2 separate regions of the Homo sapiens genome follow, and region 1 is linked to region 2. A link is a loop called in an ENCODE intact Hi-C map of the cell type or tissue named here. Cell type or tissue: IMR-90. All regions are shown on one strand. Each heading gives the region's core, and the rest is flanking DNA. Links, peaks and the distances in the headings are about the cores only. Region 1 holds the start of LOC101928354 (a long non-coding RNA gene). Region 2 overlaps JARID2 (jumonji and AT-rich interaction domain containing 2).

Evidence for each region. A loop is a pair of places that touch in the nucleus more often than their neighbours do. Peaks named below come from ENCODE experiments on the same cell type or tissue, not always from the same donor. Only the 100,000 strongest peaks of a DNase experiment are listed, where the experiment ranks them.
Region 1: it touches region 2 in a loop (6-fold over the local background); 2 of 110 quality-filtered maps call a loop at or near these places.

What each region holds. Positions count from the first base shown.
Region 1 is chr6:14,701,726-14,718,157 of GRCh38, reverse strand. It overlaps LOC101928354 (a long non-coding RNA gene), which reads left to right and starts at 669. Exons shown (of 4, transcript XR_241980.4): 1 at 669-714. RefSeq lists enhancers at 523-582, 11,061-12,260. In IMR-90, for the core only: a CTCF peak has its summit at 6,902 (motif pointing right); DNase peaks (open chromatin) are centred at 5,007 and 6,907; H3K27ac peaks cover 1,658 bases.
Region 2 is chr6:15,482,792-15,499,223 of GRCh38, reverse strand. JARID2 (jumonji and AT-rich interaction domain containing 2) reads right to left here. Exons shown (of 18, transcript NM_004973.4): 6 at 11,682-11,917; 7 at 2,054-3,092. Among named protein-coding and RNA genes, the nearest start is that of DTNBP1-AS1, 55 kb to the left of the region's middle. RefSeq lists an enhancer at 7,033-7,534. In IMR-90, for the core only: a CTCF peak has its summit at 7,653 (motif pointing right); a DNase peak (open chromatin) is centred at 7,653; H3K27ac peaks cover 177 bases.

The DNA.
Region 1 (16,432 bases), core at 4,673-8,672, 780 kb after region 2:
ACCTCATTGCTGCAAAGGTGGGATGGCTGCCCAGGGGTGTAGGAGCAGGAATCACAGCTTTAAAAAATATTTTATATTGATACACACTAATTGTACATGTTGATGAAGTACATTTGATATTTGATAGTTGCACACAATGTGTAATGATCAAATCAAGGTAATTGGGATATTCCTCACCTCAAACATTGATCATGTTTTTGTGTTGGGAACATTGCAAATCTTCTAGCTATTTTGCAATATACACTCAATTATTTACTACAGTCACCCTACTGTGCCATCAAACACTAGAACTTATTCCTTCTATCTACCTGTATGTTTGTACTCATTAATCAGTCTCTCTTCATCCCCACTCCCCACTACCCTTTCCAGCCTCTGGTAACCACCCTTCTACTCTCTACCGCCATTAGATCAACTGACAGCTTTTGTTTTTACTGCAAGGTCTTGTTCCACCTTCTTCCCACGGGTCCAGGCAGTTGTTCTTCTAGTCTACACTGTCTCTTGTAGCTTGTTTGTCATCTGGAGGGAATAGGTTGGAAATCTTGTATTTGGGTATCTATTCTCATACAGGGAGGAAATACAGGCAATTAGGTTAAAGTCATAGGCACCATGTAGAGGGCTGGGCTGGAAGGAAGTCAAGCTCTAAGTGTTGACTGTGTGGGAGGAGCTGTGAACATGAGGATGTGAACCTGAGTAAGACGGATCTCTACCCAAAGGGTAAGGAGTTTGGGGGACATGGTGAGTCCTGTGAAATAGGCCAGCAGAGTTTGCACAGAGTAGGGGCCCGGAGCCCACTGCTTGAGGTTGTGAGGGGCAGAGAAGGTCTCTAGACCAGAGACAATGGGGGTGCACTGCATGCATGCACAGGGAGGTAAGGTTGCACAGAACCCCGAGTCTGCAGCTCAGTAACTAAGGCCTCGTACGAAAACGGTGGCTTCATTCATTCCAAATCCCCTTGTGTGGTCTCTTCCTTGCCGTGACTGCCACTTGCTGTTGCTGCCTTGCCTGTTTCTTGTTCCCAACCTCATGACTTTTGCTTCCTTGTGCTTTCTAGGCCTTATGGCTTCTGCTCTCTGTCTCTTCTTTTGAAGTCCTTCTGCCTACTTGCTGCTGTCCTGGCTGCTTCAGCTGCTGCAGACTGTGACAGGCTCTCCCACAATCCAGCTTCTGAGAGAGGATCTGATTGGACTTGAATGGTTGCTGCACAGTTTAGAGTTTCCCTCCGAGGCAGAGTTTTCTTGTCCCGACTTGTCAGAGGCCACTGGCCCGCTCTTGGTTGATTCAGTTGCTGTACCTCAACATTGGATGAGTTGAGGGAGGCAAGACCCCTGTTAGCCGATGGTGACCTTTGAATAGGGAATTGCCTGCGGCGAGCCCTTTCCTCAGAGAAAGGCTGTGGGCCGTGGTCAAGGAGAGACGTTGGTCTGTGCTGCACAGGTGTGCCTACAAGTCTGAGCTGAACTGCTCCGCTCTATAAAGGGAAGAAGATTCAACTTTCTGGGGAAGTCCTGCAGAGGCAAAGAGGCTGGGTGCAGGGTTGGAGAAGGCAGGCAAAGAGACAGCCTCCTGATCATGGATAACTGGGAGGGCTTGGGGAATGTGCATTGTGGATTTTATTCCTTTCCTTCTTGCCTGCCTTTCTTTTTTTTCTTTCTTCTTTTCTTTCTTTTTCTTTCTTCTTTTCTTTCTTTTCTTTTTTTTTTTTTTTTTTTTTGAGATGGAGTCTCAGTCTGTCATCTAGGCTGGAGTTCAGTGGTATGATCACAGCTCACTGCAGCCTCAAACTCCCAAACTCAAGCAATCTTCCTGCCTCAACCTCCTGGGTAGCTGGGACTACAGATGAGCACCACCATGCTCACTAATTTTTAATTATTTTTTAGGACCTGATCTCACTATGTTGCCCAGACAGGCCTCAAACTCCTGGGCTCAAGTGATCCTCCCACCTCAGCTGAGACTACAGGCATGAGCCATGGTGCCCAGCCCATAGATTCTTGATTTCTGCATGATGTCAGTCTTTCCTCTTGTTCCCTTCTCTGTAGCACTTGTTAGTTATTTTGTGACAGTGACGTTGAATACAGTAGGGAGCCAATAGGACACAGCCCAGAAGCAGTATGTGAAGGTGTGGAATCCAGAAGCAGAGGGCATCAGGGGAGGGTAAGGCCCTTCAGTTGGCTGAAATTACAAGAAAGAATTTGGACGTTCAGAGGCCTAGAATTGGGTGTTTGTGTCAAGATCACCCACGTGTCCAACAGACAGGGAGATCCTGTTTACCTATAGGGGTCATAGACAACACAGTGTCCAGGTGTAGAGCAGGGTCAGACACACATGTGGATGAAATGAGAACTCGGGAGACCGGAGTGGAGGAGAGTAAGCTCGTGCCACCACAGTGGACAGTCAGGCAGAGCCCGAGGGCTCCAGAGCTGCTGAAGTGTGGAGTTGGGGACTTTCGTATAGGGATGGCTTTGCCAGTGGGTGCAAGGCATCCCTTAGGGACACTGCTATGAAAGGGAAAAGAGAAGCAGGAATGATGGAGAGAGAACCAGGCACCCAATTTTGACACACCCCAGTTCTCCCTAATGGAGCTGGCTGGAAGGTGTGACAAAATGCCTAAGAAATGCTCTCCAAACCCACTCTCCTGCCTTTCTCTCTTTTCCAGATCAGTGTCTCCACTTCCCTGTTCCCTTGGGCCCTCTGTGAAAGGTAGACTGATCCTCGGTGAAGGCTTTGTTAAACCCAGCCTCAATGCATGCCCTGAAAATGAATGAACGAACACTAAGGAAGGAGGCTGCAGAGGGGATTTTTCGAGACTGCATCAGTGTTGGTCACCTGCCTCCTTTTGGCTATAATAGGAGTCATGCAGCTTAAAAACCCTGACTGCTGATTTGAAAATTTACCTCATGCAGTGATTGATAATAGAAGCTTTCAGAAATGAATAAAAAAAGAGGGGGAGGGGATGGCAAGTGAGTGCTGGGGAAACATATGTGGATAAATGTTCAGATGTTGCAAACGAGGATGATTAAAACTTGAACCATTCATCTTCACCCAGTGGTGTTCGGATGTCCAAATTTGCCATGTCTGTGTTATAGGTAGGGAAACAGAGGCACAGGGAAGGGAAAGAGGCTGGCAAGCTCTCAAGTTCATCTTGGTATCATTTTTTAGGAGGGGTACAATGACCAGGTCACCTCTGGTGGCTTATTTTGAACCAACCATTTGCAGAAAAGTGAAGCCCGATCCTTCTCATGCGTTGTCTTCTACAATTGCAGTAGCCATCTGACAGATAATAGAATAATAGGAAGATGTTGCCTTGGACAATGGGCCAGCCAAAGAGCTGAATGAGAGACACTAAAATAAATAAATAAATATTCTAAAAAAGGCATTTTGACAGAAAAATTCTCCAAAGAGGGGAGGCATTCTCTTGTCTTTTCCTATCCACCTTTGCAGCAGGGTATCTTTTCCCCCTCACTTGGAGTCTTTCATCAGCTTTGGGCCCTTTCCTAGCTCCTCTGCTCTTTTAGAGACTTTTTTTTCAGGGGCCATGTAGTGGTTTAGATTTTAATGGAAGTATGTTAGGTGGGGCCTGGCTTCCATTATGCTGAGCTCAGGCCTAGTGATGTGATCTGTCCTCTTCACTGTTGTCAGGGAAGAAAAGAAGGAAGGGAGGAAGAAAAGGAAGAGAGGAAGGAAGGAAGGAAGGAGGGGAGGAAGGAAGGAAGGAAGGAAAGAAGGAAGGAAGGGAGGGAGGAAGGGAGGGAGTTAAATTAAGTTTAGCCCTAAAGCTATCTCCCTACATATTTTAAGTTCAGCCTAAAGGTTTCTCTGTACACAGTAAATGGTCACCCACCTGGACATGTAAACAGACTGTAATCTATTATTGTGCCAATCACCAAATTTTGGCCAATCACAGGGGGCCAACTGTTCAAGCCCTGTTCAAGTAAGGCAAACACCAGATTGTGACCAATCCAGCTGTTTCTGTACCTCACTTCTGTTTCCTGTCCATCACTCTCCTTTTACTGTCCATGAGTCTTCCACCATGTGGCTATGCTGGAGCCCCTCTCAACCTATTCTGGTTCAAGGGCTGCCTGATCCACGAATCATTATTTGCTCAATTAAACTCGGTTAAATTTTATTTGTCTAAGGTGTATCTTTTAACAGAGGGAGAGAAGAAGGAACTTATAGCAACTATCACGATGACAGTCGTATCATGCGTTCTTAGAAAAACAACCCTGAGGGTCGGCAATGGCTTTAGTATACTGAAGGGAATTTATAGTCGAAAACAATTAGTTTTAAAATGCAGCTGCACAGTCAAAACACTTGAAGAACTTAAAAACAATACTGGTGCCTGAGCCGCATTCCCAGAGAGCCTGGGGTGGAGACTGGACATCAGCACTTTTAAAGTCTCCCCTGGAGGCTGCAAAGCGCAGCCAGGGTTGAGAATCACTGTTCTAGATGGATCCCTCCTCGCATCCAGGAACAGCTGTTTGGAATAGAATCTTTGGATGGTGGAGTTTTTCACATGGTGAAAGGGTTGGGAACTTGTGTGGGAGAAGGCTCTGGAAGCAGAAGAACAATGGGAAGAGCTTTGATATCATCCAAGGTGGTCGTGGAGAGACTTGGCTGAAAGGTCCTTCACACCAACCTGGGGATGGGGAGATTTGATTTCATACTCGGGGTTCAGGAAGCAGAGAATTTTCTGCTCTCTACAGTTGAGAGCAGCCTGGGAGGACATCCAGCCTCTTCTACTCCCCTGCTGTGTTTTCTAGGCTTTGTAATCTGCCGTTTGGTTTCCTGGAGTGACCTACCGCCTAGGAAGGGAGCGCCCTGGACAGGCAGCTGGTCTCAGTTCTCCGGCCAGGAATACAGGAGAACCTTACATAACCCTGCAATTGAGCTCTTGGAAAGGAATGGCTGCCTGATGCAAAAATGCTTAATGAGAGGTGAACAATTAATGGAGGATGGGGCTCTGTTCCCAGGCCAACTAGGAGTGAGTGGTGACGGGTGCACAGGGTCTCGGAGTCACCCTGGGGCTGTGCTCATTCCTGACTCATCAGCAGCTCACTCACGACAGGCACATGCTGATGTCTCCATAGTTTGTCCCCAGGCAAGCATTCTGTTTCTATCTTGGTCTTGCCCTGCACACTCAGTTTTGGTATTTTAAAGGATTTGCTAATAATGTTCCTTTAGAATCGTTTTGTGGATCTGTCTTTCCCTTCCTTCTTTCCTTTGTGAGGGTTGTCTGGCATCTTTTTTTTACTCCCTGGCTGGTTATTCACAAACCAGAGGAACAGTCCTCATGTACATCAAACTTACCTCTCAACTCTCCAGGTGCTAAACCTTCTCATGGAGAAGAACAAACTTGACTGCTAGCCCATTCTGCAGCAGAATTCTGAGAGCTAGGGCAGGCTCTGTTACAGGTCAGGAGAATTGGCCTGATTAGAAACCATTTGAGGTAGGGAATGGGGGCTCACACCTGAATCCCAGCACTTTGGGACACTGAGGCCAGGAGTTGGAGACCAGCCTGGTCAATACATGAGACCCTGTCTCTACAAAAAAAAAAAAAAAAAAAAAAAAAAAAAAAATTTTTAGTACTCCGAATAAATGTATCTGTAAAAGGAAAGCCACAGTAATTCAGAGTCATGGTTTATATACCTATTTCACATAAGATGCCACTGTATCTTCTCCTACAATTAATAAGTTGTCTTTTTAGTACAATTCAGGTCTCTTTGCTTTTGGGTCTTAGAAGCCTAATTTTCTAGGCTCTGGCTATCTTTGACTACTAATAATATCATAAAACTATGATAATGATAATAACTCTTATTTATAAGAGTTGATATCAGGCACTGGTGTAAGGGCTTTCCTTACGTTACTGAATCTAATCCGTACATAAGATCAGTGTAGTCAGCATGATTAGTATCATCTCTAGGTTACACATGAGGGAATCAGGGCTTAGAACATCTGAGAAAATCCAGTGACGATAGAGTTTGAATTCAAATTGACATCATTCTGATTCCAGAGCTGATTCTTAGCCATGTCATATTCTAAGTGACGTTGAGATGACACGCATGATCTCATTCAATCATGTGGCTTTAAAATCCATCTATATGATGGGTGAGCCTCAAATTTATATCTCTAACTTAAACCCTCCCCAGGCTTGGGGATGCAACTGCCTGCTGTCATTGTCAGTCCAATTTCTTTCTTTCTTTTTTTTGAGATGGAGTCCCACTCTGTCACCCAGGCTGGAGTGTAGTGGCACGATCTTGGCTCACTGCAACCTCTGCCTCCTGGGCTCAAGCAATTCTTCCACCTCAGCCTCCTGAGTAGCTGGGACTACAGGTGTCTGCCACACCCAGATAATTTTTGTATTTTTAATAGAGGTGGGGTTTCACCATGTTGGCCAGGCTGGACTCAAACTCCTGACTTCAGGTGACCCACCCGCCTCAGCCTCCCAAAGTGCTGGGATTACAGGCGCCCAGCCCCTCAGTTGAATTTCTAACAGGCACCTCACACCTAAGCTGACCTAACAAGCTTGTTCTTGCCCCCTTGCTCTCCCTGCTCCCTCAGTAAATTTGTCTCCATTCAGTTACTCAGGCCTCGATGAAGGAGTCACCCTTGACTCCTCTCTTTCACAGCTCACATGGACACCATCAGCAAATCCAGTGGGATGCCTGTATTCAGAATCCATCCACTCCTTCCCTCCTCCACTGTTGCTGCTCCTCTACTGTCTGTTTTCAACACAGATGTCAGAGTGAGTCAGCTTTTGTCACTTCCTTGCTCAAAATCTTATCTCATTCAGAGAGTTCCAGTTAGTAAGTTATCATCTTTCAGCTCCAAAGCCTTCCTTCAATACTTGATTCTATGCTGGGCCCCTGAACACTGCATTTCTCCTTTGTTGGGCTCCTTGTTGCACTCAGCCAGTAGGGGTTGCTAGAGAGGCTCCTACTCTTTCCCATGGGTATCCTGTCTGCCTGTGGCTCCTGTGTGCAGCACCCCAGTACTGCTGCTTCATCTTGGCAGCAGCAGTTTCTTCCTGTAGCAGCTGTTCAATCTACGTTGCAATTTTTCCTACACTCAAGAACCAGACTCATTGTGCCTTTTTAGGGCCACAGCACTGACTGCCATTGCCCCATCTTTGAGGTTTGGGTTCTAGCCCCATGGGACTGTTTTCTAAGCTTCTAAATTTTAATTATCCGACAGCCCCCTTTTTCTTCTGCCAGCCCCAGGGGTGGAGCTTCCTGAAGTTGTTATACGAAAGACACCTTAGAGTTGTCTTTTTACTCTTTCAGTTACCTGGTTAAGACTTTATTCCTAGAAAATTATTCTTTATATTAAATTAGCCGTGTTAAAATAACTGGTGTGGCTTCTGTCTCCTGGTTAGGCCCTGACTGATGTGCTGAGTTAAAGGTGAAGTCCTTAAAATGGTTTGCAAGGTTGCAAGCGATCTGGCTTCCGGCCACCTCTCCTGTCTTAGCTCCTTCCACTGTCACCGTCATTCCTCGCTCCTTTTGGCCCCTTGCTGTTCTGTAAACACACCAATCCCTCTCCTGCCTCACAGTCTTGGCCCTTTCTGATCCCTTTGCCTGAAAAACCCTGCCCTGCAATTCTACATGGCCTCTCTTTCCCCTGCTTGGGTCTTCCTGAGATGTTACCTCTTCAGTGAGACCTTCCCTGACCGCACCACATAATCCACATCCCCCACTCCCCCCACCCCTGCCTGGATGATTTCTGTCCTTCTTAATCTGCCTTGCTTTTTCCATAGCACCTATCACCATCTGATAGTCTGTTTATTCATACTTGATTATTTGTTAATTCCTGTGTCCCCCTAACTAGCAAATAAACACCCCAACAAGGCAGAACTTTTCCTACTTTAGTGATTGCTACATCCCAGACTTTATAACAGTGTCTGGCGCATATAAATGCTTGAAAAGTATTTGTTGAGTGAATAGTAAAATTGAAGTTCTGGACTGTCAGGATTAAGACTGTCCTAGGCCCGGTGCTAGAGGGAGAATCCTAAAGAGGACGCTGGCCTTAGAGGAAAATGGTAATCATGCTTCCCACACCACATGTCAGGGAGAGCAGATGGCAGTGTCAGCTCACAGTTCGCATGAGTTTGGGGTGTACTTTTGAAGACTGAGTAATGTCTTTTCTCTCCCTTCTCCAAATTGCTATTGTTAGACCTGAAAAAGCCTGTAATAAAATTTGGAAGCTACTGAGTTTATGACATCTCAACTTTACCCTCCATTTCCACCCCAAATGGCTTTTGAACTGACACTGAATTGCTGCCTTATTAAATACCATCCTGAGAACTTTACAGAACATTTTAAGTGATGCCGAGCTCCCATGAGCTTCAATCATAATGGAAGAGCCTGGGACCGTTGGTTGTCAGCTTTTTCTTGTCATCTACATGGGGACTGTCTGTGAGGGTGTGTCTGCTGGGTGAAGTGCCACACCTCGCTTCCGAGACGGGGCCTAGCTCGCTAATCCAAGAGGGCTAGCAACATTTGCAAACCAGGAAGAGGCAAGAGAGGACTTTCTTAACAGTAGCAGTTACTGGAGACCTAACTTCTGAGGGTTGCAGGTTGAATTGTCCCTAATTCCTGGGGATGACAGGTTCCACTCTGCCCTGCCAGATTATGGGGACGCTCCCTGAATTACAGTGGCAGCTGTTGGGTTCCACTGCTGCGACTCATCTCTTCAGTCTTGTTGGCCTTGGATCTCAGCCACCCGAGTTTCAGAAGGTGGTAAGCTGGCCAGTGTTCTTGGCCCCAGAACACGGTTGTGATTGGTGCCATGTTAAATGCGAGTAGCAATTATGGCTGCCGATTTGAAAGGAGGCTGAACACGCTGGCTTTCATCGGGTCACCTTTGCTTGGCCACATGAGACTTTCCACTTAGGAAAATGAGGGCTGAATTCTTGATCCAGACAGGCTCTTTCAAGGTGTTGCGTTTCTGCTCTCAGATAAGACAACCCTGTGAAGTTGGGTGCTTTCTGCACTGTCACTGAACTTGGTGCCCTGTGAAAGGAGATTCTCTCTCTTTTTTTTTTTTTGAGATGGAGTCTTGCTCTGTTGCCCAGGCTGGAGTGCAGTGACGCGATCTCGGCTCATGCAACCTCTGCCTCCCAGGTTCAAGTGATTCTCCTGCCTCAGCCTCCCGAGTAGCTGGGGCTACAGGCATGTGCCACCATGCCTGGCTAATTTTTTGTATTTTTAGTAGAGACAGGGTTTCACTATGTTGGCCAGGCTGGTCTCGAACTCCTGACCTCATGATCCGCCCGCCTCAGCCACGTAAAGTGCTGGGATTACAGGTGTGAGCCACCATGCCCGGCTGAAAGGAGATTCTTAAATACACAAAATCCTTCACTCCAAGGGTTTAGATTTTTTGCTCAGTTTTAGCTGCAGACTTTGCTCAGTTTAGAGCTACTAGGGCTTTAGTTTACTGTGCCATATTTGAAACTAAAAGTCTGAATTATGCTTTATTTTTTGCATGTGTTATAGATAGCACGTAATGAATAAGCACCCTCAGAATACCTAGCACCATGTTAGGGAAACACAACGCTGAGGCCTTGGTCGTTGTCCTCAGGAAACTCTCACTGTATTTACGGTCCAAAAGGAGGTCCAATAAAACAAGACTATATATAAGCATTAAAATATCTATAGAAAGTCAGAGGAGAAACAGGTAGTTGTGGATCTGTGTTTGTTGGAGAAGGCTTGATTGGAATGTGAGGTGGCCTTGAGGAAAGAGTGCAGATTTCGATTAATTGGGAGAAGGAGAAAGGCCGGTAAGGCCAGGGGGGCTTGAACAAGGTTTGGTGGCAAGAATCTGTGTAGTATCCATGGTGCTCTGCAAGTGGATGAGCCCTCTCCAAGGGAATCATTAGGAGGGAGATGAGCAGATGGGAAGGACAAAGCATTGGAGGACACCCAATTGGGTTGGGTAGACAGGATATGTGCATAGAAAGAGATGAGCCAGACTGTTGTTTGTGCAATTTAAAATATGAAGAGAAGAAAAGGGAAAAAAAAAAGATAAGGGATATTTGGCAATGTACCTTCAAAGCCAAATGAAGGTTGCCAATAAGAAGTGCTTCAGGACCTCAGCAGAGGAAGGAAACACCCAGGGCAGGATTTGTAGAGGATTGTTGAGGGGGAATAGGTCTTAAGACAAGGGAAAGGAAGGGGGAGAGGCAGGAGAAAGGGATGCATGCAGATAAAGGGGGCCTCAGAGCAAAGTTGACTCTAGAAGGGCTCTGGCTATTCGGTGAAGGAGGAGAAGGGTATTATTCAACCAGGAATGGGGCTGAAGACAAGGTGAGAAGGTCTTTAACTGTTGTTCTGGGGAAGGAGTCAGGGAGTGGATGAAGGACAAATACCAGGTTACTAAGTACCTGTCAGGGCCAAGCTGTATTTGGATGGCAGAAGCCACTGGTGGGCCAGGTCTAGGGGTCACAAGCCCTTCTCTAGGTGTGTTTGTAATTCAAGCAGCCAGGATTGGGTGTAGGTGGGGCTGGCTCAAAGAGGGCCTGGGAAGATGAAGTCTTGGTTGCTGATGAAGGCAGCATTTATACAGCTGAATACAAGGTCTGCCAGACTTCAGAGAGGATTCTTGGGAAATTGGAGGAGACCTGCTGTGTTAGGTGTGGAGGTGGAGCTGGTCTCATGCTGATGAAGTCCTGGGAAGACCTTGATTGGCCAACACAGAAATGAGCTGAGGAAAAGAAATAAGGGAAGTTGGAAGGAGAGTATTTGTGAAGAAAGCAGAATATTAAGTATTTTCTTTGATACTTCTTTATATACAGGAAGCTAGGTTGTCAGCAGTAGCAAGAATAACATGACAATGATGAGATAGCTAACTTAGAAGATCTTGGAACAAACCATTTTCCAAATACCTCTGGGTTTTCTTTGTTCTCTATCCAAACTCATTTTATTAAACACCCTTTGTTAATATTCTGATAGATTTTATAGAGGTCAAAAGAGCAGGGATTAGGCTTCGTTTGGAAACTCAGCTCCCTCATTTCCTAACTCATTAAATGAGTCCAAGTAGGAAACAAGTGCAGATATATTTGGAAGATATTAAAGAGACCTTGGGCAAATTACCTAATCTTTCACCCTTGGTTTTCTCATATGATGACAGTGCCTTTCTGATGGAGCCGTTATGAAGGTAAACATTAGGTTCCAACGCATGGGAACTACAGTTGTGTTAAAATGAGAATTTCCCAGGAGTTCGTGTGTTTCATTGTGAGGTGCTATTCAGCTCTGTCTATTTCCCTCACATCTGTCCTTTCTCTTTCTCATCCCCCACTCACTTAGTAAACATGTCTGCTTGGACCAATGATTGGGAGTATGGCGTGCTGAGCCCTGGTAACGGGAAGTAAGCCAGCATTTTCAACAAGTTGCTAATTATACCACTTTTAAACACAATAAGAGAAGAAGGAATGAACCCCATGAGCTGGGGCCACTTGGCAAGTCCCGATGGTCTTCTTAGGCCAGTCAGGATGTTTCTTAGACTCACATCAGCCTTGATGACGATCTCCTCCCACATCGACTGAGTCAGGGGTCGCTGTGTGCTGAGTAATGCAGTCCTTTGCTGGGCGGGAAGTGGGCAGCACTCTGAAGGGACATGAGAGTGGATGACGGTGAAGCTGTGGGAAACTGCGGGGGAGCTGCACACGCCTGATGCCTGTGTCAGAGCCACGCAGTCTCTGAGTCGTGTTCCCAAGCACAACTCACATCTGTGAAGTACATCAGGGAAAATTAAATAAGTCCAAGTAGGAAACAAGTTCAGATATATTTGGAAGATATTAAAAAAAGGAAAAAAAAAATCTCCAAAAGGCCTGATCTCACCTTTCACTTTTTATAGACAACATTTTCCTTCTCTGGTTACATCTTTTCTTGAGGTGTATTAGCAACACTTTGTTCATTTGACAGCCATGATATTTCTTCTTTAGTATTGTATGTAGGGTGAAGTTCAAGTTCCTAGTTGCTCGACAAGTTCCAGTTCCTTGGCATAGGGCATAGAGGTCTGGCCAGGACTTTGTTTTCTCTAATTCAATTTGTCTAAAACACAAGAAAAGACTTTGTGGGCTGAGGCCGAGAAGTCGTGCTTCATATTTGCTTGAATCTTTTGGCCTTACTTCACTGGCAGAGTCTGTGAAAGAACACAGGTTTACTTAAAAAATAATCTTAACTTAAGCCTTTCCATTGTGTGAATTTGACAAAGAAACTCGCCTTATCTGGGTTGTCCCCCATTTCTTTGCTTCTATGAGGAACCCTGGAGACTTCCTGACTTTAAAAAGCAACCAAAAATGAATGTTAAGTTTTGGCATGTAAAAGTTCTTTGGTATACATTTTGCCAGACACGGATGTTGCAAAACTGTTTACTGAGGTATAATTTTGGTGCTTCTATGTAGGAAGGGGAGGAAAAGGGTTATTTATTAAAAGTTCTATATAGGCATCTCTTGCTATTTGACCTCTTGCCATCCAAAGTCTTTCCCTCAGAACTCAGGAGGCAAGTGGATTCAGATAAACTCAGCACTTTCTGAAATTTCAATTTTTGTTTTCTGAAACTCAGGAGCCAAATAGATTTTTTCCTCTCCAAACCCATTACCCAAACACTCACCATCAGAACTTAGGAATCAACTAAGTTTGGATAACAAGACATACTTTTCCCTTCTTCCTGTTTATTAGAACCCACTCATTGCTTGTAGAATATTAGGAAAAGTACAGAAAAGAGTAAAGGTAACAAAAATGACTCATTGTCAGAGGTATAATTCCAAACACTAATTTTCTGGTAATGGTTTATGTCAGGGAGTGAGGAATATACTCCCTTTGTCTCTTCCACATCCTCTTCACCCTCCCCAACTCAGAAACATTCAGAATCCATGGAAATTTCAAAAAAGTAGTTGGTCAGTAGCCATGAATGTTGGTTGGGTTGCCTGTTTCTGTCTGGCCAGCATGTACTGTCTGCATTGAGGGCTTTGTGTTGCCAGCCTTCTGCACTTGAATTTGGATTCGGCCACCAAGCCTTCTCTTGGTGGCCAGCTTCCTGCAGGTCTTCCCAGGCACTGGGGGATAGTCTGCTAGCATGGTTTTTCAGGGTGACATTTGAAGCCACAGGATCTGTGAAAATGTTGTGATCGATCGTTGACAGTGTCTCATCTCCCTACTGATAGACAAGGATAAAAATGCCTGGTTGAAATACTGCTTGAAAATCTAAGCATAAGGAAGGTCAGAAATGAAAATGATGTAGAACTGATGGCACACGTTGACTTAAAAAAAAAAAACACGCATTTTCCTTCAAGTTCTCAAAAAATAAGCACCACTGCTATCTGGTGTCCGACTGAGTGTGGGAGGAAAACAAAGGCAGATGCAGTTGATTAAGTCCAAGGCTTCTTTATGCAACACTGCCATGGCCAGTTTCCCTACTGCACTTATTTTCTCTAAATAAGCTTCCTCAGTTTCTTCTTCACTGCTTCTTGGGGATGCAGCCACAAGGAAAGAGGCAGGGAATGGAGACTCCAGTCAAATGTGAGGTAATGTAGCTGGGGTGCAAAGGCAGCTCTCAATCCAATATGTCTGCCTGCTTCCTGCTTCTGACCACAAATGTTCATCCCGGCTATGATTCTCTCCAAAGCAGCTCTGTTTGCAAACATTTCTCTCATCTGGCATTTTGCAAATGGCATCAATTCTGACAGTTGCTTCGTTCCTGGCTAAGGCTCAGGTCATCATTTGGTATCTAGAAGGGAATTCGAAAACGTTGCCTCTTCAGAGCTGATGAACCTTCTGGGCAAGGAGGGCAGATAGCGCCCACATGTGAAGAAGAGGCAGCTCCCTCCAGTCAGATGTGGCTCTGCTCAAGGCCGAAAGAGGACTTGGCTTCAGATCCTACTTGTGCCCTTTTGCAGTTTATGGACTGCACAGTCATACAGGGCAGACCAGTTAGGGTAACTGAGCACTTGAAAGAAGACATTCTGGATGAAATTCTGGTGGTGCATAGACACCTATCTTGCATGGAGCTCTGAGCACCCTGCTGCACTCTCATGATTCCTCTGTACTCAGAGCAGAATGTTGGCATCATAGACAAGCAAACAGAAGCCCAACGAGAGAAATTACTTACCTGGAAGACCATGTACATCAGCGGCCCTGCCAAGACCAGATCCCTGGTCCTTTAACTGTTCTATAAATCGCCAGTAGAACTTGACTGAAATTTAATTTAGTTTTCAACCCTTGGCAAACCGGATACCGCGTGTTTGTGTAGGCTCATGCCATTTAAAAGGTTCTTGGAGTTTAGGTCTTGCATGTAATTTGCTACATTAGCTCTGGGCAAAAATATTTGCTTTTTGGTCCTTTGTGGTTTAAGTTCCTTCTCAGCATTGACCTGGCATGTTAGAGAGAGCTGCACTGTGGAACGCAGCAGGGGGTGGAGAGTTTAGGGAGAGTGAGTGCAGTAATGCTTATTAGTGATGGCAGCTTTTCAGACTGTGGGAGCTCACATGAGATTTTCCCAGTTAGGTTGTTTGTTTATGTATTTGGATTATGACACAAGTCAGATTAGAAAGCTGATGCAGATCAAACGAAGCCTTTTAGATTTGGATTAAGCTTGGGAAATTTTCTCTCCTAAGATATTAGATTAAGAGTATCATGATGATTTTGTCATTGTTGTTCAAAGTGACAGTCATACTATTGTAATTGTTCCAACACCTCCAAGTTTGGCCGTCTTTGGCGTGAATAGACCCAGGATGGGTTATTTCAATCAAAAATTCGGGGGCTGGGCATGGTGTCTCACACCTGTAATCCCAGCACTTTGGGAGGCCGAGGCAGGCAGACCACGGTTTGAGACCAGCCTGACCAACATGGTGAAACCCTGTCTCTCTTAAAAACACAAAAATTAGCTAGGTGTGGTGGCGCGTGTCTGTAATCCCAGCTACTAGGGAGGCTGAGGCAGGAGAACTGCTTGAGCTCGGGAGGCAGAGGTTGCAGTGAGCCAAGATCACACCACGGCACTCCAGCCTGGGCAGTGGAGCAAGACTCCATCTTGAAAGAGTGGCTGTCTTCTTGGATTCTCTAGGTTAATCATTTCAACATTAGAGAATGGATCGCCTACTAATTATATCGAATCACTATATATTCTTTTGGGATGATAAATAAGAGGCAGATATTATGCTCCCATTTTACAAGAGAGACGACTGAGGCACAGGAAAAGGAAGTAACTGGTTGAGTCATATGACAAATCTCGAAGCAGTACCATTCTGGGGATAGCCTATGAGGATAAATTCTGCACCTATACTAATTTTCAGCAGTGTACTCTCTCTCTCTCTCTCTTGCTCTCTCTTTCTCTCTCGCTCTTTAATACTAAGGCTAATACTTTTGTCTTGGAAGACTGTGAAGCTCTTTTTTCCCTGTCCTGCTCCATTGCCAGCCTCTTAGTTGAATTTTCAATCCTAGTGTACATGCACTGGAATGACACTTTATGGGAGGTTTAGTTTCTAAAGTCAGCATGGAAGGTAAGAATCTATTATATTTTTAAAAATTCACTCTTAAAAAGTGAATTCACTTTTTAAGTGAATCTATTTTTAAGAATCTATTATATTTTTAAAAATTCACTCTTAAAAAGCTGCCCATTTTGTGCAGCTTGCATAGTTTACTCTATTGTTATACACAAAAACATACCATAGTTAAGACTATGTAAGGAGTATGTAATTTTCCAGTGCCATATCCTTAAACATTAGTATCTCGGCAAGAGGCTCTGAGAGATAAGCAGGAACAAAAATTGATTCAGGGCAGAATAGATTCACATCTCACATCTCCTGCTCACTCCGGTACATTTGCTCACTAAGTGAAATGGTTGGTAGAATCGCCACGTAACTGGAAAATTTCTTCCCTCTCCTCTCTCTCCTTACACTGACCCTGTGTGCTTCTCTCTCTCTATTTTTCTCTCTGTAATAGACGTACTTAAATTTGTGTAAGTTAAATATGCATGTGGTGTCGTTTTACTGTATGTTTCACAAATGACAGCTGTAAGTCAATGAATATCATTGTGAAATATAAGAAAAGGAAAAGAAAAAAGGAAGCTTGTTTTTCAGCACTCAGCAGGAAAACACACTGTTGGACTTTATGTTTCTTTTGGAATATGGGTTTACTGTTAAAGCTAAATTAATAGTTTACATGGTAAGCCAATAAGATCAATGTCCTTTTGGAAAAACAAGGCTAATATTCTAGTCTGGGATGCACTAAGCCGGAAAAGCATGAGTTACAAGTAAGTTTAACACATTAAAAAGCATCTTGGGGAGAATTCTTGAATTTACACAACTAAGTATATATAACAGAGTCTTTACATCTAAACCCCATTTTATCAGGCCAGGCCATTTGTCAGCACATCTCTTCTTAGTTACCCCCAAGGCATCCATACTTTACAGCAAGGAGTGATGGCAACAGCTGGGGGCGGG
Region 2 (16,432 bases), core at 5,652-9,651:
AAGTTATTAAGTTTCTACCACTGTCAGATGGCTGAGCTCAGACCCCAGCCCTGAGGCCTTGCTGGGTCACAGACAGGTCAGTACCCCTGGGACAGAATGTCAGACGCCTTAGACTTCTGGGTGACGGCAACAAGCATAAGCACACCACAGGGAGGCACAGTATGGCTTTTGTCCCAGGGTAAGGGAGTCGAGGGTAAAGAAAAACCTACTCTAAACAAAAGGCGCTGTCACTACGATGTCAAGTGTGCTCTCGAGGCTCCATCATCCACCTAGCAGAGGAGGGAAACTTGGAATGTTTCCCTCCTGTCTGCAGGTCTCCAAAGGCAGGAGGACTTGGTGCGGTTCCATCACTGACTCAGTCATCCTGTGTCCCAAGTAGTCATGGGGCGTGGTCAGCGGGCGTGGGTGCACGCGTGTGCAGAGCCTGCTCCCTGCACTGCTTCCTATCACGTGCTATTCCCAACAGCAGAGCACAAACCAAGAACTCTTGCAAGTTAAGGTGACTGTCACTCAGGCATCAGTCCTGGCAGGCACCTGCTGAGGGGAACCACGAAACCTCCATCCTGCCTGGAAGCCTATCTTGCTGCCAAATCCCTGACACTTAAATGATGGCTACACGTCTCCATGCCTTTGAAAATTGAGGATCTCCAAAATGGAGGTGTGGCCTGTTTCCTCCCATGGGTCTAGACTGATGGGGTTGCAACCTTACCTGGATGCACCTCACTCCACAGAATCCACTTAGCCTTAACAAGGCAAGTTCATCCTCACCCTGTGTCCCCAGTGGCAGGACTGAAGAGAGGATGACAGGGAAGGAGGGCTACAGGGGAACCCAAGAGGAGGATCTGCCTGCAACCCACCCTGAGGAGCAAGGGTCTGCATGACAGCCCAGATATGCATTCACTAAGGATCCACTGTGACAAGTTTCCAACAGCCCCAGCCAGAGCTCAGAAAAAAGGTCTCAGAAAAAACCTGGTCTCAGAAAAAAGGTCAACAGATCCCTTGACCTGTGGCCTTGACAAAATCGCCAGAGAAACTGAAGCTCAGAGGAAGAAGAGACAAGGCTGAGCAGGATAAAAAATGGCCTACAGGACCCTAGAGGGCTATGGGCTGCATGGTGATCCCTCCAAATTCATATGTTGAAGCCCTGACCTCCAGTACCTCAGGACATGAATGAATTTGGAGACAGGGTCTTCAAAAGGGTAATTATGTTAGAAAGAGGTCAGTAGGATGGGCCCTAATCCAATGTCCTTCTAAGGAGAGGAGATGAAGACACAGACACACATAGAGGTAGGACCCTGTGAGGACACAGGGAGAAAACAGCCATGCACAAGCCAAGGAGGGAGGTCTTGTTGGTTTCGGGAGAAACCAACCCTGCTGGCCCCTAGACCTTGGGCTTCCAGCCTCTATAATCCAGTGTGGAATCCAGAGGGGCAGCGCTCCCCACTGGCCCCCCGGCCCCTGCTTTAACTCCAGCAGTTGTGGGTAGGAGGTGACAGCCCAGGGGAAGCAAGGGGCCCAGACCCAGAGTGGGGGCTCACCCCAGATCCAAGCTCAATACTTTTTTTTTTTTTTTGAGACGGAATCTCACTCTGTCACCCAGGCTGGAGTGCAGTGGTGTGATCTCGGCTCACTGCAAGCTCCGCCTCCTGGGTTCACGCCATTCTCCTGCCTCAGCCTCTCCAAGTAGCTGGGACTACAGGCCCCCGCCACCACGCCCGGCTAATTTTTTTGTATTTTTAGTAGAGACGGGGTTTCACCGTGATCTCGATCTCCTGACCTCATGATCTGCCCGCCTCAGCCTCCCAAAGTGCTGGGATTACAAGCGTGAGCCACCGCGCCCGGCAGCTCAATACCATTCTTATCCTGCCACCAACGCCCAGGACCTGGGAAGAAGGGCTGCAGGGGGAATGAGCTGAGAAGCCCACTACTCCCGAGACAGGGAAGCGGAACTGGAGCTTTCGCAAGGGAAGAGAACGTGAAGACTGTGAGGGAACTGCAGGGATCTGGGGGCAGGAGGGCAGGCACCACCCCCTGACCCCCCGCCCAGACCTACCTATGAGCGGGAGCTCGTCCATGGTGATGCCCTGAGATTTGAGGTGCTTCTTGATGCAGGCCAGCCGCTGCACGTTGGGGCCCCAGCGCCGGCCCAGCTTGTGGATGTGCTGAATCTGCGTGACAAACCGCATCTCATCGTTGAGCTTGCACTCGGGCCGCCAGTCCGGAGGGGGGATCACCCTGCACATCCCGAACTTCTCCACCTGAGCGCGGACCGACTCGATGTAGATGAGCGGATCGTGGAACTCCTTGGCGGAGGGCCTGAGGACGGGGATCTCGTCCATGGCCGCCCACCCGGCCTTGCCGCCGCCCTTCTCGGCCTTGCCCGAGTCCTGCGGCTTGTGCACGGACTCCGGTTGCGAGGTAGAACGATTTTCACAGGAGGCGCTGTCCGCCTTGCCATGTGCTTGTCTGCCTGGCGTGCTCTTCCCGGCCGTGGCCCGCTTCGGCCGATTCCTCTCCAGACTGCGCTCCGGCACTTCCTTCTTCACGTGTCCGTTCAGCAGACCTCTCTCGGCCGGGGCCTTCTTGCCAGGGCCTTCGGCGGGGCCAGCCGCCCCTTTCATCTTCTTGGGGGGCGACTGCGGCTTCTCCGCCTGGTGTGCCTCTTCCAGTCTCCTCTTGGAGTTCCGCAGCCCCTCCCGCAGCTGCAGGCCCTCCCGCAGCTGCCGCCCCCCCACCTCCTTAGTGCATGACTTTGGGTTCAACCTGCCACTGACCTTGAGGCCATTGACGGCGGGCCCAGTGGACTTGGACGCCCCCCCGAGGGATAGCACCTGTTTGCGGGTTTTTGCATTGCTACTTTCAGTTTTCCCTGAGATTGTGTGGTTGACAGCGGAACTGGGCTTGTGGTGATTGGGTTTGGTGTCCTTGACCAGTTCTCTCTTGGCTTTGGTGTATGTGACAGCCCCCTTCGTCACCGTGGCAGTGTACTTCACAGTTTTGGATGGTGAAGGTCTGACCTCGCGCATCTTTTTGGCACTGGTTACACCTGCACCCAGAGATGACATTCGAGTGACTCCGTTTACCTTAGAAACCTGTGGAGCAGCAGAAGCAGAGGTGGAAAAAAACGCAGAATTAGTACCTGCCACTAAAATGACCGGCCCACCCGTGAGAAAGGACCCTGGATGCTGGGGATGAACAGAGCCAGCAGCCTGTAGTGTGATAAGAAGAGATGTGGAAATACCAGCAAAGAGAAGCAAAATACACATCCAAGAATTAAGCAGCGATGTCCACTTTCAGAATCCACTATATACCTATCCTTCGTCACAGAAGTATGCAAACTGCCCCAGGCGCTTCCTAGCGGGGTTTCCTGGGTGCATTTTCACGTTCCCATTGCTCTTCCAGGAAATTTGGTGTTTCACAATGAAGACCTCCCCACGTGCCATGCAATCACCTGTCCTGAGCTTCTCAGAGTTGATGACAGCAAGATCCTGCTTCCTTGGGGGAAGTGGAGACAGACACACACACATATCCCTGTTCCAAGAAAAGTCATGTCTGCTATTTCTGTGCTCCACATAGCAGCATGACCTGCCCACAGGATTTAGAAATCTATGGCTAAAAAAAGAAGGAAAACAAAAATACTATGGAAGCAAAAGAACAGCAGTGCTCATGTGGTTTGGCTCCGGGTGGCAGGCCAGGCCCAGAGGTGTGGCTGCAAACTGTCAGCAGCTGCTGTCTGCTTTCCTTGTGGAGACGAGCCCTGGACAGGGCCAGGCTGGATGGAAGAGGGATGCCCCGACCTCACTGTTGAAGCAACACATGCCAACCCTCGTCTGCACACGCGCTTCCTATATTTTCCCACCGTTTACAAACTGTCCCATGTATCTTCCACCCTGGACAAACTTTCCCATCAGGTTCTATGGGACCTGGGCAAACAGAGACAGTCTTACAGCTTGGACGCCGTGGTAATCTTGGGACACACAAACGTCAGCGAAAATGGGGAGCGACAATGGCAGACACTAGAAATGCACAAGCTTCAAACAAGAATAATGAAGGGACCCCAATGGGCTGCTGCCAGACATGCTGGTTTCGAGAAGATGTCTTCTCTGCGTCACAATGTGGCCACTGCCCCATCACTTAACACCTTGGGCATTACTTTTCGTCTATGATATGAGGTTAAAGTCAGGGACTTCAGGGTTTTATAACCACCACCATCTCCAAAGGAAGAAGCCTAAAAATCACAAAATTACTGAGAAACACAGAATACTAGCCCCCTCTTCTCCCCAACAGCCCGAGAGGAAGGTGCCAGGGTCGGGGGAGCCTGCACTTCCTGGTCAGGAGAGCTGGCCACATGCAGTGATGGCCCAGAGGGTACTGAAACACCAGTGCCACCACAAGGCTGTGCAGGCTGCTGTCACATGGGGACGAAGGTCCCCAGATGGCGGGTAATGAGTCTTAGTGACCTTTGTACTAAACCTAGGCCTGGCCCAGGACCCCCCTTAAGTGGGGGTGGGGCATGGAATGAAACTTCCCAAAGGCGCCTGTAATCCCAGCACTTTGGGAGGCCGAGGCGGGTGGATCACAAGGTCAGGAGATTGACACCATACTGGCTAACACGGTGAAACCCCGTCTCTACTAAAAATACAAAAAATTAGCTGGGTGTGGCGGTGTGCGCCTGTAGTCCCAGCTACTTGGGAGGCTGAGGCAGAAGAACGGCGTGAACCCAGGAGGTGGAGTTTGCAGTGAACCGAGATCATGCCACTGCACTCCAGCCTGGGCGAGACTCTTGTCTCAAAAAAAAAAAAAAAAAAAAGACTTGCCAAAAACATCCAAACCAGTGGCTCTCAGCATCCCCTAGAGGGCTGATGTAAACACATCACTGGGCCCTACCGGCAGAGTGTCCAAGTCAGAGGGTCTGGGATGGGACTGAGAATGTGCATTTCTAACCAAGTCCCAGGTGATGCTGTGTGCTGACCTGGGGACCGCGCTTGGAACCACTGAATGAAGTATCAGTGAAGTTTATAAAAATCAAAAAGGAAAGAAGCCACTGAGACCTGTATTTCTCTATATGCCACCAATTAAGTGCAGTCCAATCAAAGCCACAAATTCTTGGTAGGACATCATCTCTTAGGAGCCAGGCCCATGGAGGCCTCATTCCTAGAGCCAGATCTCAGGCCCCATGAAGAGGCAGAAGCGAAGACCCAGGAATCACACTCTGGCTCTTAAACCATGAGTCACCCATAAAAAAAGTGGGACTGACAGACGGTCTGGAATAAATAATGCGAAACCCTTTTGGAGAGGAAAAAAAGCACCTGGCAATGATAAATTTAAAACAGATTTATAAAACCAGGGGTAAGGACAAACAGAAATATTCCGTGGTAAGTACTGTTAATCTGCAAGAGGAGGTATAGTGAGGAATGCAAATCTCTTAGTTTTAATTGTTCTTTCAAATGCTTCCACTAAAACCAAAACAAGACAAAACATTTAGAAAAACAAAAGCAAACAGTAAACTCCAGCTGGGGCTGATCTTTATTTCCAGCAACAAAGGCTGGTGGGGCTGGGTGGGGGTGGGGGAATGGGCCTCAGGGAATCCAGGACCTTGGGGAAGGGCTCTATCTCAGGTTCAGACAGCAAAAGACAACACCTCTACAGTTGGCTCAATCTCCTTTTAACCTGTAGGGGTGCAATCTGTTTCAGCCCTACTCCCAGCACAAGAGTCTCCTTAAGGAGACGGACACAGTGCGGCTTCGTATATCGCTAATCAAAATGGCAAACTCCAGATGGTGCCGGACATAACCCAACTCCTGTGAGGTTCAGGCATCAGCCACCACTACTTGCTGAGGTTTAGTTCAGTGTTTTCCAAACCTGGCACCCCTAAAACCCTTAGGGGAGCTTCAAAATAATGTAAATCCCTTCCCTCTAGATTCTGTGCTAATTGGTGAGGATCAAGAAAGGGAATCAGTGTTTAAAAGCCTCAGATGTCTCAGTGTTCCCACAAATCCGTGGACCCTACCCTTCCCTAACACCGCTGTCCAAATACCAGAGTGCTATGTCTCTCATATTCTATCTCAAATAAGAGTGTAAGGCCTTTGGTTCCATCCATTCTGGCTTCTCGGGGGCACCTGAGTTCATGGCTAGCAATGCTACAGGGAAGTAAATTTTCAACACAGCTGAATTCTATATATCACTATCTTCAATGGCAAAAGGAACACCTTGTTTACATCTTTCTGAAAACCTAAATACTGAATTATTGGCAAGGTATACATTCAAATAACTTGCTTTATGAGAGAAATGAGTTGCAATATTTTCCTTCTTATTATAGGAGTTATCTTCAACAGTATCCACCCAGATATCACACACGCATGCCCATATAACAAGCTCAAAGACTAGATGGATCTCACCCACAACACAGACCAGCGAAGTTCAAACAATTACGAAGACTGAAAAAGGCAAGTGTCACTGGCCATCTTCCTCCTCGAAACCCAGAGGGTCCGTGTTCTATGCCCACCACGAGAGGCCACAGGGGAGCTGAAAAGCTAACATAGGAAGCCCCTTAAGCTGCTCCATGTGTCCTAAAAGGGAGAAATAAAACAGAACCAACAACCCAGCCAGCACCACCATTGTGGGGAAACCTGGGACCCACCAATCTAACAAAAGGACACCCCTTTTCCTGGCCTGGACTTGTCTATAAGGAGCCAACACTTAATCAGTACAAAAGGAAACAGAAGAATGGAGGAAGGCATTGTCTTACCTTGTTACCGAAGGTCTCCCTCAACCCACCTCTGTATCAATTAAAACCACACAGCCCCAGTTATGCAGCCAGTGCACTACAAGGAAGGCCACCGCTGCACGTCCTGAGGGATTCCACAGAAGAGCACACACAGGAAGTCATCTGAACTCACTGAAGAATTAGCGCCGACGTGGGCTACAGCAGGACCCTCCATTGAATGACAATACATTTCAGCTGAGCAGCTTTATACATAAGTGCTTGAAGTTACTCCTTCTCTCAGCTCTGTTGTGGATTTCTGGCTTCTCAGCCCATTGCCCCCAGCCCCCAACCCAGCTCTGCAGAAAGTGAGGTGTCTGCAGCGTGTGCTCCTTGGCCCACAGCCATCCGTCACCTGTATCTCAGGTGATCCCAGGCACACGGCCATGAGATATTAAAGCAATCCCTCCTAGTCATAAGAGAATGGTTTCAATTTAACAGGCAAGGTTGAGAGCATTTTCAAGTTACGTTCGGCCAGATGAGTACTGGCAACAATACCTCATTCTTCTTGCAGAAGGGATATAAGGTGAGAGATATGAAAGTCCAGGACATCAAACGTTCCTACCTGACTTTGTTCTTAATAACAGAAATTCCATCTTAAAAACTGTACCCAATCCACACTCTGTGTGCTTGCTTTAAGAATATAAAATCTCTCCCCTCCATCCTTATGGGTTTTTCTCCACCCCACCACCGACACACACAATATTTAAATCAACTCAGTATGATGACAGATGAAAAGGAGAAACATGCACTTCCAAGGCAGAGCAGAAGATGAGAAATGACTCTGATGTTTTTGGTTAACTAAGCAAAAATGTTTTAGTCGTTCAAGATTATGACGCTGTCCTCAGTTCAACCTCAGATTCACTGGCAAGTTCTTCTTCTCCACGAGAGGGAGCCGTTGAGCCGAGGCCTCTGCCAGCCTTTCAAAACAGAACCAGAGGCCCAGAGAGAGAAACAGTTGGTGGCTGGGGGTAGTCCATTTGCACTTTAAAACTTGAATCAAAAACAAAGAGCCTAAACAGAAGCGAAATGCACTGGACAGACAGTGAGTTATGGAAGGGGAGGAGCAGCCTGCTCAAACACTGACCGCAGCAGCAGATGGGCAGGAGCCTCCTAGCCAAGGCCAAGGCCAAGGCAAATGTGCTCTAAAAGAGATGCCTGGGTTCCACTGGGCAATCTAGATGTACCTATAACCTCTCCTCCCACTGAAGGCAATGTAACTGAGTCACAAATACCCCACCACCAGCAAGTGCAATTCAAATGACAAAATAATGTCATGAGAAGAAAACCTTTAACTTTTTTAAAAACTAATATGATTTTCTATGTTTCCTTCTCAATAGCCGTATTTTCCAGAACTTTAAAAGAATATTCTCAATTCCTTGGCCCTCTCTGAATCTTACTAGGGCAGGATTTTTCTGCAAGGCTTGTACATTTTCATATGAAAACCTCTTCAGTGACAGTAGCCTATAGCTCAATGGAAGGTCCTGCAAAACCAGTGGGATTAGCCAGTTGATCATTTTCTTCTCACACTCAGCCTCAGCGTAAGAAATGAGAATCACATGTGGCCACATCTGGTTCAATATCCTGGCTTACAAACCACACAAATTTCTACACAAGTACAAAACCTGCTCATGACTCTCTTGGAAAACTAATACTTCAAAACCCTTGCTAGAAATAAAGCTCGTCTGTTGGACTATCCTAAACTTGTTACTTTCTGTCACTGCATGTAAGCAGAAGTACTACTGCAGGAAAGCAACAGAAAAACACCATTTGCTCCTTGGTGAGACCCTTACCATACAACCAAATTATTACCCAGGGGCACTCCCAGCCCCATGACAATGCAATGTTATACAGGCATGTGCATTCCATGACAAAGACAGCTCATTTGGTATAATCGAGAGTAAACGGCCGGGGCCAGAGCCCTCTCACCAAGAAAAAGGCTTAGGTGAAGTACGCACTGGTGTGTTCTAACTCTCGGGTTCTAGGGACTCCATAAATCGCACACACTATCAAATGGCATTGCCCAGTTCGCACGAGGGGAAGTGGTTTTAGACTTGGAAGACAGGTGCATGCACCCACACAGTTCATTATAGCAAGCAGAGCAAAGGCACTTCTCGGCAGCACCCCCTAAAAATTACATTCCTCCACATTTCAATACAGTCACATTTATGCTTTTAAGCTGAACAATAACAAAAAAAAATCCACATATCATATTTGAAATGAAAGATCAGAGTATCCTCTGGGCCCATATCTTTCATGCAGTTGAAAAGATGAAAGGTCACAGTCTAATCACTTGTATCAAGCAGTCACAAGGGAATCTACAATTTGCTTTTACTGACCTTATTTTCAGAGTACTTAACTAATAGGATCTGAGGGTTTGAAAATTTTCCTTTTATTTCTCACAATGTCCCTGGTATAAGGAGTTGGCCAGACTGGCTCCAAAGGAATAATAGGGCCCAGGAAGGTTAAATATCACATCTCAAGTCTCATTGAAGGTCAGAGTCAGAGCCAAATTAGAATCTGGAGCCATGGGTCAACCCATCTGGGCTGGTTAGACTGGAACAGGGAAGGAGGAGGAGAGGGAAGAGGGAGAAAGTGGGGAAAGGGTGACAGGAGAGGATCCCCGTCAACACCTGCAGGATGCCCTGCATGAGCACATGGCGCTCCCTGCAAGGACTCTACCCTGAGCCCCGGAAGCAGCTGAAACTCCTGCACTAACTCAGAGGACAGAGGCCGGCTGTGTGAGGGGCACCCCAGGACCTCTTTCCTGCACCTAAGATCCTGCACAGGGAACAGGTCACACGAACACGCCATGGAGCATGGGGGCAGGCAGGGCCATCCCAGGCTAAGGCAGTACTTTCTGTTCCTCCTCAGCTCTTTCCTCTGTCCAACTGTACTAATTCCTCTCATCCCCTTACAAATGAAAACCTTGAACTGAATGAAGGCCAAGTGCTGAGAGTGAGCTCTGACCAGCTGAGATGACAGGCGTATCCCACGCATCCCTATTCGTGACCGTGCAAGAGGATGTGCGCACCCGTGTCTGTCCGTGCATGAGAACATGAACAGTCACATGTACATGACTCAGGTCCTCTGCCACCCTTCATTCCTGCCTCGCCATCCCAAGGATGGGTTCTCAGGGCAGAAAGGCAAGATCTGGAAGCTCACCTGGATATGGCCTCCAGTTCTGATGTGGCCCATGAGAATTTTACCACAAGTAAACTAAAAAAACTCAAAAAAGCATAGTGGGATGAATAGAAGATAAACAAAAACAACTTAACCCTACTCTAGGATTCTGGGAAAGGAGACAGGATGCAGTCACATGGTGTAATCACTGTCTTTCTGTCTTTCTCCCTGGGTTGCTTCTAATTCTGTTCTCTTTCATGAGCAAAAACCTTACACATTGGAGAGTTCTGTACAATTCTCCATCAGACCAACAGCATTGGGAACAGCGGGGGAGTGAAGAATCACAGACCCAGGACCAAAGCTCGGTGCCTCCCTGGGCTTTGTGCCTCCAGTGCTGACAATCCGGGGCCCAATGGTTAAGAGACGCCAGGTGAGCACATGGTGTGGCCCAATTCCACACCGTGGCTGTTGTCTCTGGGAAAACTGAGGTCTGTTTTGGCCAACAGTGGCCAGTGTTTAATATGTGCTAGGTGTGTGTGGACTGTGGAAATGTAAATGTGGTGATTCTTGCCATGCCCACCCCCCCAACTGCATACTATTTGCTAGGTAAAGGTTCACATGTGCATGCATACATACCTGTCTGCCTATGTGTGACTATAGTCACATGTTCACGTTCAGAGAGAAATATCCACAACGTCACCAAGAATGAGAAAGGCCACCTCTACCGCAAGACGAAATCGAGTATTTTCACACCACAATAACCATGTAAGTCACTCTGCAACACTGCCAGCCAGGAAATCTCTTCCGTCCCCTCTACAACTTCCTCTGAAGCTACCTTTAAGGATCATAGCCTCCAGTCTCTTCTAGGGAAGATTTTAACCCTCTATTTTTAACTCTGTGAGGAAAGCTCATCAATGATCCCATGACTTAGCGGATGTTAAAATGGAGGGGGGAACAGGAGCACGAGGCATCAGTGAAATGCCACCTGTCCGGGGACAAGCCCTCAGCTGTGTGCCTGCAGGAACCTGCCCTTATCCCCACTACTCATCCCTAGGGTTGTGAGAAATCAATGTCCAGGAATGGGAACATCTGGACAGCAATAATGGCCAAGCCCTGAGGGATTCTTCAAAACTGCCTCACCAGAACCGGCATTATCTGTGGCCCTGTTGGGGGATAGCGGGTGGGGGGACAGCGCAGGACAGGCAGGGGCAGGAGGTGGTCAGGGTGGCAGCCACCTACACTCTGTGGATGCTACAGCCTGGGACTCAAATGCCTTCAGTGGAAGAGGTGCCACCCAGCCACACCCAGTTCCACAGACTGCTCGGCAGTGCACACAGCATGCACATATTCTGCTTCAAAGGCCAGGTGGTGAAATGTTAACTTGTCACATCAAAAAGAACAGAAAAGTAGACCAGGATCATCCATTAACAGAACTATCCCATTTGCAGGTGTGTTTCAAAACCTACCCTGAGAAAAACATGTTCCCTGCCACTCTACCGCTCATCTGGAGCCCAGGGTGGGTGGGTGGGAGAAGGCTTAAGTAAAAAAGTGAGTTCACTTTCTTGGTGAATGCAGTGGCACCCAGGGATGAATGCAAATCCAACTGATGGATCTTCGCAGGACAAAAGGTGCAGGCGCCTGCAGCTCATGCAAAGGTGCGCTCTGTCTGTCCCTGTCTTGCTTCTGGGCATCACCTCCTGCTTCTTGAGCCCTCTGAAGATGAATTTTTAGCTTGGTGAAGTGAAGTGGGAAACTGGGGTCTGGCACACATGTAGGCACCCCTGCTGGACTTTACCTGTTTCCGTAAGTCCTGAGCCGACCGATGCAGAGGGGGGTGGTGATGGGTGGCAGCAAGCCCCTTGGCCGAGGAACCCGTGGAGGGGGCCGCTGCGGGGTGGTTAGCTGAAGCCTGCTCCCGGCGGCTGTCAGCCCGGTGATCGCTGTGCTTCTCCTTTGCGGGAGTGGCCTCTTTGCTTTTGTGTTTTTGAACAGGTTCCTTCTCCCGTGTTGACCTGCTGGAACCATTGAAAACTAGAAAGGAAGGAGAAAACAAGAATGAAATCACTACCTTGACCACTACCACGCAAACTACTGATATGGTTTGGCTCTGTGTCCCCACCCAAATCTCATGTCCAACTGTAATCCCCATGTGTTAGCGAGGGAACTGGTGGGAGGTGACTGGATCATGGAGGCAGTTTCCCCTATGCTGTTCTCGTGATAACAAGTGCGTTCTCATGAGATCTGATGGTTTAAAAGTGTTTCCCACCTCACGCTCTACCTTTCCTGCTGCCATATAAGAAGTGCTTTGCTTCCCCTTCGACTTCCACAATGATTGTAAGTTTCCTGAGGCCTCCCCAGCCATGCGGACCTGTGAGTCCACTTAACCTCTTTTCTTTATAAATTACCCAGTCTCAGGTAGTATCTTTATAGCAGTGTGAGAATGGACTAATACACCTCTACTCCCTGAAGTCAGAAAGAATCAACCATCAAATGTCAGAGCGAGACTCTGTCTCAAAAAAAAAAAAAAAAAAGTCTATTCTCAGATTTAAAAGAGATGCATTTTGAGGCCAGAGAGCTACTGACATGCATGAGTTCGGGGCGCAGCTGCTTTATCTGACCTATCAGTGACAACAGAGATGAAGAAAGGGATGATGGAACTTTGAGCCAGACCCATTTTCTGTTCCTAAATTCAAAAACAGCAATAGCTAATAGCTAGTATTTCTTAAGTGCTTCCTATAAGCCAGGGGAACTATGCTAAAGTCCTGAAGTACATTGAGCCTCTGAATCCTCAGAACAACCCTACTGGACAGGACACTTACAGATGGAGGGGGTACGTGCCTGGCACAGGCCATGCCACCTATCCCTGGCACATGAAGTCAGCCTGCCTCCCAAGCCCACCCCATCCACCCCAAACCCCAGGTGGCTACAAGTGAGAATTTCCAGTGAGCATGGTGCTTCCTACCCATGAGGCAGAGACTTCAAAAGAGAACAGGGATGCTTGGGGTTTCTACAGAAAACCAGAAACACCAACGTTATGGGTTTATCCTTCTGCTTTACAGTCCCTCCCCATGGAATAAACGAGACTTTCACATCCATTTCTCTGGAACCCACAGGCCTTGTCTCCCCACAAACAGTCCAAACAGGGCCTGTTTCTTCAGGGAAGGAGGAAGCACACCCTGTTCCTGGGTTGCCTTTAGGCAGATCAGCAAGGGGAAGCTATAGTGATCTTTTAGCCATCATCCTGCCAGAGGGAGTTTTCAAAAGGTTACTGTGTCCACTCATGCATCTGGCACTTGAGCAGCTCCAGGCCATCCCCACCCCAACCAGGACTGGCAGAACTTCAGGTAGAATTCCCTCACCCCCACAGCAGCAGATGAAAGTGAAAATTATTCCTCCTTTGAGTTGTAAATCTCTTCCTATTGGCTTGCAGAAGGGGAAATCAAATCTTTCCTCCTCTAAACATCTTACCTGTCTGTCCTTTCTGAAAACTCCCTTTTCCCCAACATTCAATCTCACATGGAATTTTAAGAGTCCTTTAAATTATATTAATGTCTTATAAATTGCAAATACTGTCCTCTTTTGCCGTTTACTTTTTCATTTGCTGTGGTGCCAAATCTGCTAACAAATTTCTTTGTTTCTTGCTTTCGTGCTTAACCTACCCTTCCGTATATCTTCTCCCAGTTTTATGAAAGTATAACAATTAAAATGGTACGTTTACAGTATGACATGTTTTAATACATGTATAAAGTGATTAATCAAGCTAATTACCACACCCAATCCCCTTATATACTTTTGTGCTAAGAATATGTAAGATAAGCAACTTGAGTATACACTACATTATTAGTGACTAGTCACAAGGCTGTCCAGTAGATCTCCAGATTTTCTCTCTCCCTTCAAACCAACTTTGCATGCACCCTTTCATCAACATTTCTCCATTCCACCACCCATGCTTTCAAACGGTAAAATAATCTTCTAAGTTTCCTTCTAATTGTTTTCTAATTAAACTGCTTGGATTTAATTCTTTAGTCCAATTGTCATGGTATAAGATGGAGATCTCCATTATCCCCATCTGGATTATCGGTTGTGAGCCTTTATCTCAAAGTTCCTTCCAACACCAGTGATTAATAGATTTTAAAATACTGAAGGAAAGACCAGGCCACGTCAAAATATGGGATACAATCCGACGTTGCACAAGATTCTACTGGATACTCTCAGTTAACACAGAAAATGGAGAGTTTCAAATGGCTGGCATTTATTCTAAGTAACTACCCATTGTCAGAAACCATCAATCATGCCCAAGCTGGCAGTATCTGTGCTAGCTTTCAAGACAAATTAAAAGCAACATCCGTAAGAAGTCATACTTCAATGTGATTAAAAATCAAGCCAAGGGAACATGAATCTAGGCAATTCTTGACTGTTCACCAATTTTCTAAAGCAGTGAACACAGCTTATTAAAACATAGGAAGTAGTTGCTTTTTTTTTAATCTCCAATACTCCTCCAAACTTCTCTGTGCTTTTTCCTGCCATTAAGACATGTCTCATGGTGAGGCCTGCTACAAAGAAGCACCAGTTCTATAATTACTTCTCTTTATTCACTTAACAAAATATTACTATATGGGTTTCCCGCCCTTCAAAACATTATCTGCAGCTCATTCCCAGCTCTGTTGTTTGCAGCTGGGCAAGTTATTTAATCATCAGTTTTCCCATCTATAGACTGGGGAATAGCAGATGTTCCGGTAGGTAGAACATCTACCACAATGTCTGGGGTTCAGTAGGTACACAGTATTTGGGAGACACTATCACTGCATGTTTAAAAGGGCCATCTCAGGTTACTGCACAATCAGATTGTGGGCAAATCTCTTTTTGCCTCATATCCCTCCCTGCAGACAGAGTATAAAGAAGGGCTTCAATGCAGACAAACACTGGTCTCAGCAAGACCCAATACAACCTCCTACTCCTCTGGGTCATTAATTTGTCCACACTGACCATGCCTGTTACGTCTCCTACTCATGCCAGACCATGACTGAGAGTCTGTGGACAAAGTCCAGCAGAGCCAGGTGCCTCCTAACACTTGCCAGTATCACTTTCATGGGAAAAAGAGGAGTAGCTAATCACCTGCCTGAGCAAAAAGAAATACAACACTGAAAACACATCCCAATTTTCCACTAGCGACGTATGGTCAGATCAGTGGATCTCAAAGGAGATTTACAGACCCTTCAAGGACCTAGAAACCCTTGCAGGAGATGTGCTAGGGTCGAAACTATTTCATAATAATACAAAGACATTATTTGCCTTTACAATGGATAGACATCTGCACTGATGGCACGAAAAATGGTAGGTTAACTATAAGGGAAATGCAAATCAAAACCATAATGAGATACACCACTTTACATCGACTAGGATGTAAAGTCATATCATAAAGATGGATAATGATGACTGATTGCAAGGATGTGGAGAAACTGTAACCCTCACACACTACTGGCGGAAATGCAAAATGGTTTCTCCTTTTCAGATAGCTCCTCAAAAGGAGAAACGTAGGAGTTCCCATATGACCCACCAATTCCATTTCCAGGAATGTACACAAGGGAAATAAAAAATATGTCCACATAAAAACTTGCACACAAATATTCACAGCAGAATTATTACTAATCGTTAAAAATTGGGGGAAATCACCGAAGATCCAACTGATATTTATTTAGATAAAGTGGTATATCCATACAATGAAGTATTAGCCATAAAAAGGAAATCAAGTATTGATACATGCTACAGTACATTTAATGGGTATATTCTATAATGTGTGAATTTTATCTCAACAAAATATATTTTTAAAATATGGGTGAAATCACGGGTACTTTAGCATAAACAAAGGCAATGGCACCAAACTACTATACACTAGTCTAATATGCATTTCATCCCTACCATGGATTAGTAGCAGTTAAAAAAAAAAAACAGCCAGTTTCACTTAAGAATGACCTTGATAAAGTCATACAAACAGTGAGTATGACTGAATCATGGCCCCTGAGCACACATACTTTGTGTGACAAGATGCTATTACACATAAAGCACTTCTCCTATATACAGAAATACAATGATCATCTCTAGGGAAAAGCACTTGTGTGATTGTGCAAGTTTTGGGCTAGCCCCTTTTTCATAGGATGTTGTTTTTATTTCAAGAAGGACCAACACACTATAGTTCTTCGGACTTAGTTATTTGTAGTTTTTACTTAGTTACTAGATTTTTTTCAAAAATGAACAAAGCAAGCCTGTCTATTCAAGGAAAGTAACTAATAGTCGTTGCTGCCAATGACAGAATTCATGCTTTCAGGCAAAAATTAGAATTTCAGAAAACCAGTATCTGCCATCATGAGTTCGACAGAAATTCTTTGATGATGTACCCTTGTTCATTACCAAAGGTGCTAACAAGAACTCACTGAACCATTATTTTCAAATGAACAACATAGGATGCTACAAAACAGTGCATGGGTTAAAGGTCCATTCAAAGAAAAAGACAAACCAATGGATATTAATGTAACAGTATGAAAAGTT